Linked DNA regions of Homo sapiens: region 2 is linked to region 1. A link is an interaction called in ENCODE POLR2A ChIA-PET data of the cell type or tissue named here. Cell type or tissue: K562. All regions are shown on one strand. Links, peaks and the distances in the headings refer to the core of each region. The heading gives the core; the rest is flanking DNA.

Region 1 (2,905 bases), core at 120-2,619:
GGCTCACTGCAACCTCCGCCTCCCGGGCTCAAGCGATTCTCCTGCCTCAGCCTCCTGAGTAGCTGGGATTACAGGCACCCACCACCATGCCTGGCTAATTTTTGTTTTTTTAGTAGAGACAGGGTTTCACCATGTTGGCCAAGCTGGTTTCGAACTGACCTCAAATGATCTGCCCGCCTCAGCCTCCCAGAGTGCTGCGATTACAGGCATGAGCCATTGCACCCGATTGGGATATTCTCTTCTACCACTGTCTAGGTCCTGCTCTGTTTTTTTGTGCAGACATTCCCATATGTTGGATAGGAATCTGGGTGGGAGTGGTGAGGAAGCTGAGCTTCAGAGACTTCTTGTGGGCCTCCATTCCTCAAACTAAATCTTTTGGGTATCAGAAATTTGGGGAGAAGGTTGTATGCGCTGACCACAAGTCCACTGAGCCTTTGTTAAATCTCAGCTCTGATGATTGAAAAAATAATTATGATTGAGGGAGTGATCGAGTTCTTCTCTTAGTATTACCTTCATGTTTGTCTCGCTTTCCTTGGGTTTCCTTGCTTAGGATGTTAGGGTGGGCTCTTGTGAACTGTTGTCATCCCAGAGTAGGTGGCATTTGGACCTGGGGCCAGGTAATTTGGGGAGGCTTCTATGAGGGCAGTCTCCCCCCCCGCCACCCCACCTCTCTCAAACCCACCCCCTCCCCTGCCACTTCCTGTCTGTCCTATGTTGGCAGCTGGGTGCCCTGGGCTGGCTTCTGCGGTCAGGAGCCATTTTCCCTCTCCTCAGTGGGTGAGGCACTCCCTTCTTCTCTCCACTCCTTTCTCTACCCACCCCCCTTTGGGCGGGGGTGGCTTGGGAAGAGGGAGAGAGGAGGGAGGAGGGAGTCGGAGCCAGTGTGAATGTCTGTTACAAAGGAAGCTGCCTCCTGGTCTTCTCTGTGTCCCTTCCCACCTATCCTTGCCCAGGAGCTTTCAGTCTTACCCAGGCTTTGTGTGTGCCTCCAGCCAGGGGAGGAGGTGGAGCCAGATGGGAGGAGGCTTGCTGGGGGGCGGGTGTAGGGGAGATGGTGACAGCTGGGCTGATTCGGGCCCCTAGGGAGAAGAGGCTGCTGACCCAGGAGAAGCTGAGGAGGAACATTAGGGTTGGAGATGGGGAAAGGAAATTGTATTTTAGAAGTGGGCATGAGATTGAGCTGGCACCTGAACCTAGGACTTGGAGGTTCTGGTTAATTTGAGCAGTGATGACTTCAAAGTGGTTAGAGAAGGGTGTGGTTTCCGAGACCCCTGAACTGATCCTGTTCTGGGAAGGTATATTCTATAGTTTTTGCCTTCTGAGTAGGATCTTTCATTCTCATTCCCTGGTTTATAGAATAACTTGGTGGCCAGTTACAGGAGGCCTAAATCTAGTTCTCTTACTTGGTGAACTCTGAGCAGCTCAGTTCAGCTGTACTGGTGAACATCTAGAGGACTGGTAGGAACGGGAGAGAGGAGGCAGGGGTCTGGACAGCTGCCCGAGGTGGGCCTGGTCTGGCCTGGCAGGCCTATTTCGGGTATATACAGCTCTCTCTTTGTCTGTTTTTGTCCTGGGTATCAGCTTCCTCCTGTACAGAGTATAGCAGTTCTCTTCAGAGGAATCTGGGACAAGAGGTGGGGAATAAAGTCTAAAGCCTCTGGATTAGGGCCTAACCTTTTGCTATTGATCTTTTCCCTGCCTACCACTCTTTGCCAAATATATGTAGAAAATGAAGAGGACCCAGAAGAGGATTTGTCAGAAACAGAGACTCCAAAGCTCAAGAAGAAGAAAAAGCCTAAGAAACCTCGGGACCCTAAAATCCCTAAGAGCAAGCGCCAAAAAAAGGAGGTGAGTGGGTGACTGAATGTTACGGGGAATCAGAGGAAGAAGGGAGGAGCTCTGAGAAGGGTTGAAGGGCTGAGGGCATTTGTTTCTTTCTCAGAAGTGGTGGGCCATGTTCTGGGGATGAGCCTCAGGGCTGTCCTGAGGTCAGCATGTGTGTAGCATGTGTGTGTCTGTCTCCCTCTTCCCCCCTTGCCCTGCTCCAGCGTATGCTCTTATGCCGGCAGCTGGGGGACAGCTCTGGGGAGGGGCCAGAGTTTGTGGAGGAGGAGGAAGAGGTGGCTCTGCGCTCAGACAGTGAGGGCAGCGACTATACTCCTGGCAAGAAGAAGAAGAAGAAGCTTGGACCTAAGAAAGAGAAGAAGAGCAAATCCAAGCGGAAGGAGGAGGAGGAGGAGGAGGATGATGATGATGATTCAAAGGTGCCTGGACCTCCATCCTCTTCTTTGTACTGTTAAACTTTTGTCTTTTTGTTTCCTAGACACCTTACTGCCCTTTAGAACACTTTCTCTTCTTTTCCTCTTAACTCTGTTACTCTGATTTTTCCACACAAATTTGCTTAGCAAGTGTGGGCACTAGGTGGCAGGTACTTACTTGACTTTGCTCTTTCTGCAGGAGCCTAAATCATCTGCTCAGCTCCTGGAAGACTGGGGCATGGAAGACATTGACCACGTGTTCTCAGAGGAGGATTATCGAACCCTCACCAACTACAAGGCCTTCAGCCAGTTTGTCAGGTAAAACAGAAGGGGTTTGGGGAAGGGGGAGGAGAATCTTTCTGTTCTCTCTTCTTACTTCTCTTTCTTTTTTTATTCTTAAACCTTTCCCTCTGCTCTTGTGCATTTCTCCACCAGACCCCTCATTGCTGCCAAAAATCCCAAGATTGCTGTCTCCAAGATGATGATGGTTTTGGGTGCAAAATGGCGGGAGTTCAGTACCAATAACCCCTTCAAAGGCAGTTCTGGGGCATCAGTGGCAGCTGCGGCAGCAGCAGCGGTAGCTGTGGTGGAGAGCATGGTGACAGCCACTGAGGTTGCACCACCACCTCCCCCTGTGGAGGTGCCTA
Region 2 (2,905 bases), core at 153-2,652, 330 kb before region 1:
GTCTCGAACTACTGACCTCAGGTGATCTGCCTGCCTCGGCCTTCCCAAGTGCTGGGATTACAGGCGTGAGCCACTGTGCCCGGCCAACTAGTTTTCTTTTTTTTTCCTTTTTTTTTTTTTTGAGATGGATCTTTGCTCTTGTTCCCCAGGCTGGAGGTGCTATGGCATGATCTCAGCTCACTGCCACCTCCGCCTCCCAGGTTCAAGCGATTCTCCTGCCTCAGCCTCCCAAGTAGCTGGGATTACAAGCGCACACCACCACACCTGGCTAATTTTTGTATTTTTAGTAGAGACGGAGTTTCACCATGTTGACCAGGCTGGTCTCGAACTCCTGACCTCAGATGATCCACCTGCCTCAGCCTCCTAAAGTGTTGGGATTACAGGCGTGAGCCACCATGCCCGGCCTTTTTTTTTTTTTTTTTTTTTTCAACTACAGCTATTTTCCCACATTTTTTAGTTGTTATGTAGACTGGTTTTAAAATACTATCAACCAAAAAAAAAAAAAAATCCGAAGAACAACACCCACCATAGCAAAAGAGGAAAACAATCTTAAACAAAAAGCACAACAAAGATGACTATTTGTGATTGGTGTATTTTTGCCAGCCCTCCTAGAGAAGGGTGTCCATCTCCCTTCCCCATCACAGAACCTGTTCACCAAGTCAGTTAGGTTAGGGGATCCAAAAGGTCAGAGAAACACAGGAATGTACCTGAGGAACACAGCAATCATAGTATGCCCTTCTTTTTTAATCACCTGAAATCTGATAAAAACTAGCAATGAGAAGCTTTGAAGGAGAAAAGCAGTCATAAAAGAACAAGTAATCCTGGGGATAAGGAGTGGCAGACGAGGAAAGGAGTTAGGGGTGGATTGTGTGTCTTTCTAGACCTGGGTCATGTTTTAGCACCAGCCTACACTCCTAGCAGGCAATCACTGTAACTAATATTACAGAGCACCTACTCTGTATCTGGCCACATACTAAGCACATTCACCTTCATTACCTTGCTTTATTTTATTTATTTATTTATTTATTTATTTATTGAGACGGAGTCTCACTCTGTCACCCAGGCTGGAGTGCCGTGCCGCGATCTCGGCTCGGCTCACTGCAAGCTCCACCTCCCGGGTTCACGCCATTCTCCTGCCTCAGCCTCCTGAGTAGCTGGGACTACAGGCGCCCGCCACCACGCCCGGCTAATTTTTTTGTATTTTTACTAGAGACGGGGTTTCACCGTGTTAGCCAGGATGGTCTCAATCGCCTGACCTCGTGATCCGCCCGCCTCAGCCTCCCAAAGTGCTGGGATTACAGGCGTGAGCCACTGCGCACTGCCATTACCTTACTTTAAAAAGAAAATGATTAAGACCAGACTGGGTTGGGAGGAAAGTGAGAACTAGAAAAAGAGCCCCTAAGTAAGAACAGGAAAAGAAATTAAGAGAGAAATATGGGATGTCAGAAGGAATACAGTGGAGTCACAAGCTCTCTGGGAGGGGCTCGCAGGCTAAATTTCAGGATCATTGGCCCAGCCCCCAACATCATTCTGGACCTGCCAGACTAACAAACCAGTCCAAAGTGACTCCTAGATAACAATGCAGCCCAGACCAGCAGATAACGATGCACTGGCCTAAGCCTTCTGAGAATCCGGGACCTTCAGAGAGGCCTCAGAGATCATCTCATCTATAGCCCCTTCATCTTAACAATGAAGCCCAGGCTCAAAGAGAAGTGACTTGCCCAAGGTCACAGAGGCACAGCCAGGTCTAGACACAGGTCTCCTGGCTCCTGTTCTATAGTATTTCCCCTGCATGAAGCTGTTTCACAGCCCTCTGTCCTGGGCCACCCTCACCTGGGATGGGCCTGGGAGCCCAGCCATTTCTACAAGGTCAGGGAAGAAGGCCAAAGGTTAGTTGAGGGAAAGAGGAAAAGGGTTACTCAAGAAGGGAGGCTCAAAGAGGAATTCAAGTTTTAGAAAATGAAAGAAAGTGCAAAGAAGCAAAAAGACAACTCTACAAAAAATAACATAATAAGGGAGGTAGAGGTCAGAACCAACTGCCAAAAGATGGTGTAACCTGAACAGAAGCGTTTTCATCCTCCCATCATGCCCAGGTGGAGAGACTTGGAGAAACACCTATGATCTGCAAGGAACGTATCTACCTGTTCCAACAGACTTCAACATGAAAGGGTGCACACCGTGGGGAAACTCCCAACCACCAACAGATCCAGAAACAACCTCCAAAACCCAGCCCAGAGTCCCAAGGACAGCCACAGGCTGAGGTCCAATAAACATTCGAAGCCCCCCCAACCAATCTGACATCCCACTGGATCACTACCATAGCAACACAGTGGCAAAAGGTGCCCCTCAAGAGACCATCCCAGGTGTCCATCTGGCAGCTACCCCCTACCCCAGTTGCCAAAGCAACTCCTACCCTCCTATAGCACCTCAGGTAAGGGAGCTTGAAGGTACCTACCCTAGTCAAAATAAGCCCATGCACAAAGGGAGATCTTTGAGCTCAAAGCAGTAACTAAGGCCTCCCTATATAGATCACAGCTCCAGGGGCAGCGGACGCTCCGGAAATTGGAGGGTGGAGGGTGGAGGTCGCAACTTGCCTGGAGTGCCTGTAAGGTTGCTCAATTCTCCATTTCCATCCTCCCAGAACCCCTTTCTTCCCAACTCCCCCTTCTGTGTTCCTGTTTTCCTCCTCACTAGTTTTGGGATAACCCACACTACTGGGCCCCAGTGCCCTCTCCAAGAAATAACTATGTCTGGGATAGGGAAAACAGGGTCAGAGGTGACCTGCAGTAGGGGAATGAAAACCGTCACAAAGACATGGCCTTCCCTCTTCCACGCTGGAAAACCTCCGGCTCTTCTCAAAAATGGACCTCTCTTTGCCCAAGCCTCCGTCTCCCCCAGGTTCATC

Evidence for each region. ChIA-PET counts read pairs that join two places held together with the same protein. Peaks named below come from ENCODE experiments on the same cell type or tissue, not always from the same donor. Only the 100,000 strongest peaks of a DNase experiment are listed, where the experiment ranks them.
Region 2: POLR2A ChIA-PET joins it to region 1 with 7 read pairs; 11 of 35 experiments call an interaction of 5 or more read pairs at or near these places.

The regions. Positions count from the first base shown.
Region 1 is chr12:6,601,319-6,604,223 of GRCh38, reverse strand. It overlaps CHD4 (chromodomain helicase DNA binding protein 4), which reads left to right. Exons shown (of 40, transcript NM_001273.5): 3 at 1,727-1,848; 4 at 2,049-2,264; 5 at 2,458-2,576; 6 at 2,694-2,905. Among named protein-coding and RNA genes, the nearest start is that of CHD4, 4.6 kb to the left of the region's middle. In K562, for the core only: no CTCF peak of the experiment used is centred there; no DNase peak of the experiment used is centred there.
Region 2 is chr12:6,928,932-6,931,836 of GRCh38, reverse strand. All of the region lies in intron 1 of ATN1 (atrophin 1), which reads right to left. Among named protein-coding and RNA genes, the nearest start is that of ATN1, 2.4 kb to the right of the region's middle. In K562, for the core only: no CTCF peak of the experiment used is centred there; a DNase peak (open chromatin) is centred at 1,586; H3K4me3 peaks cover 1,090 bases.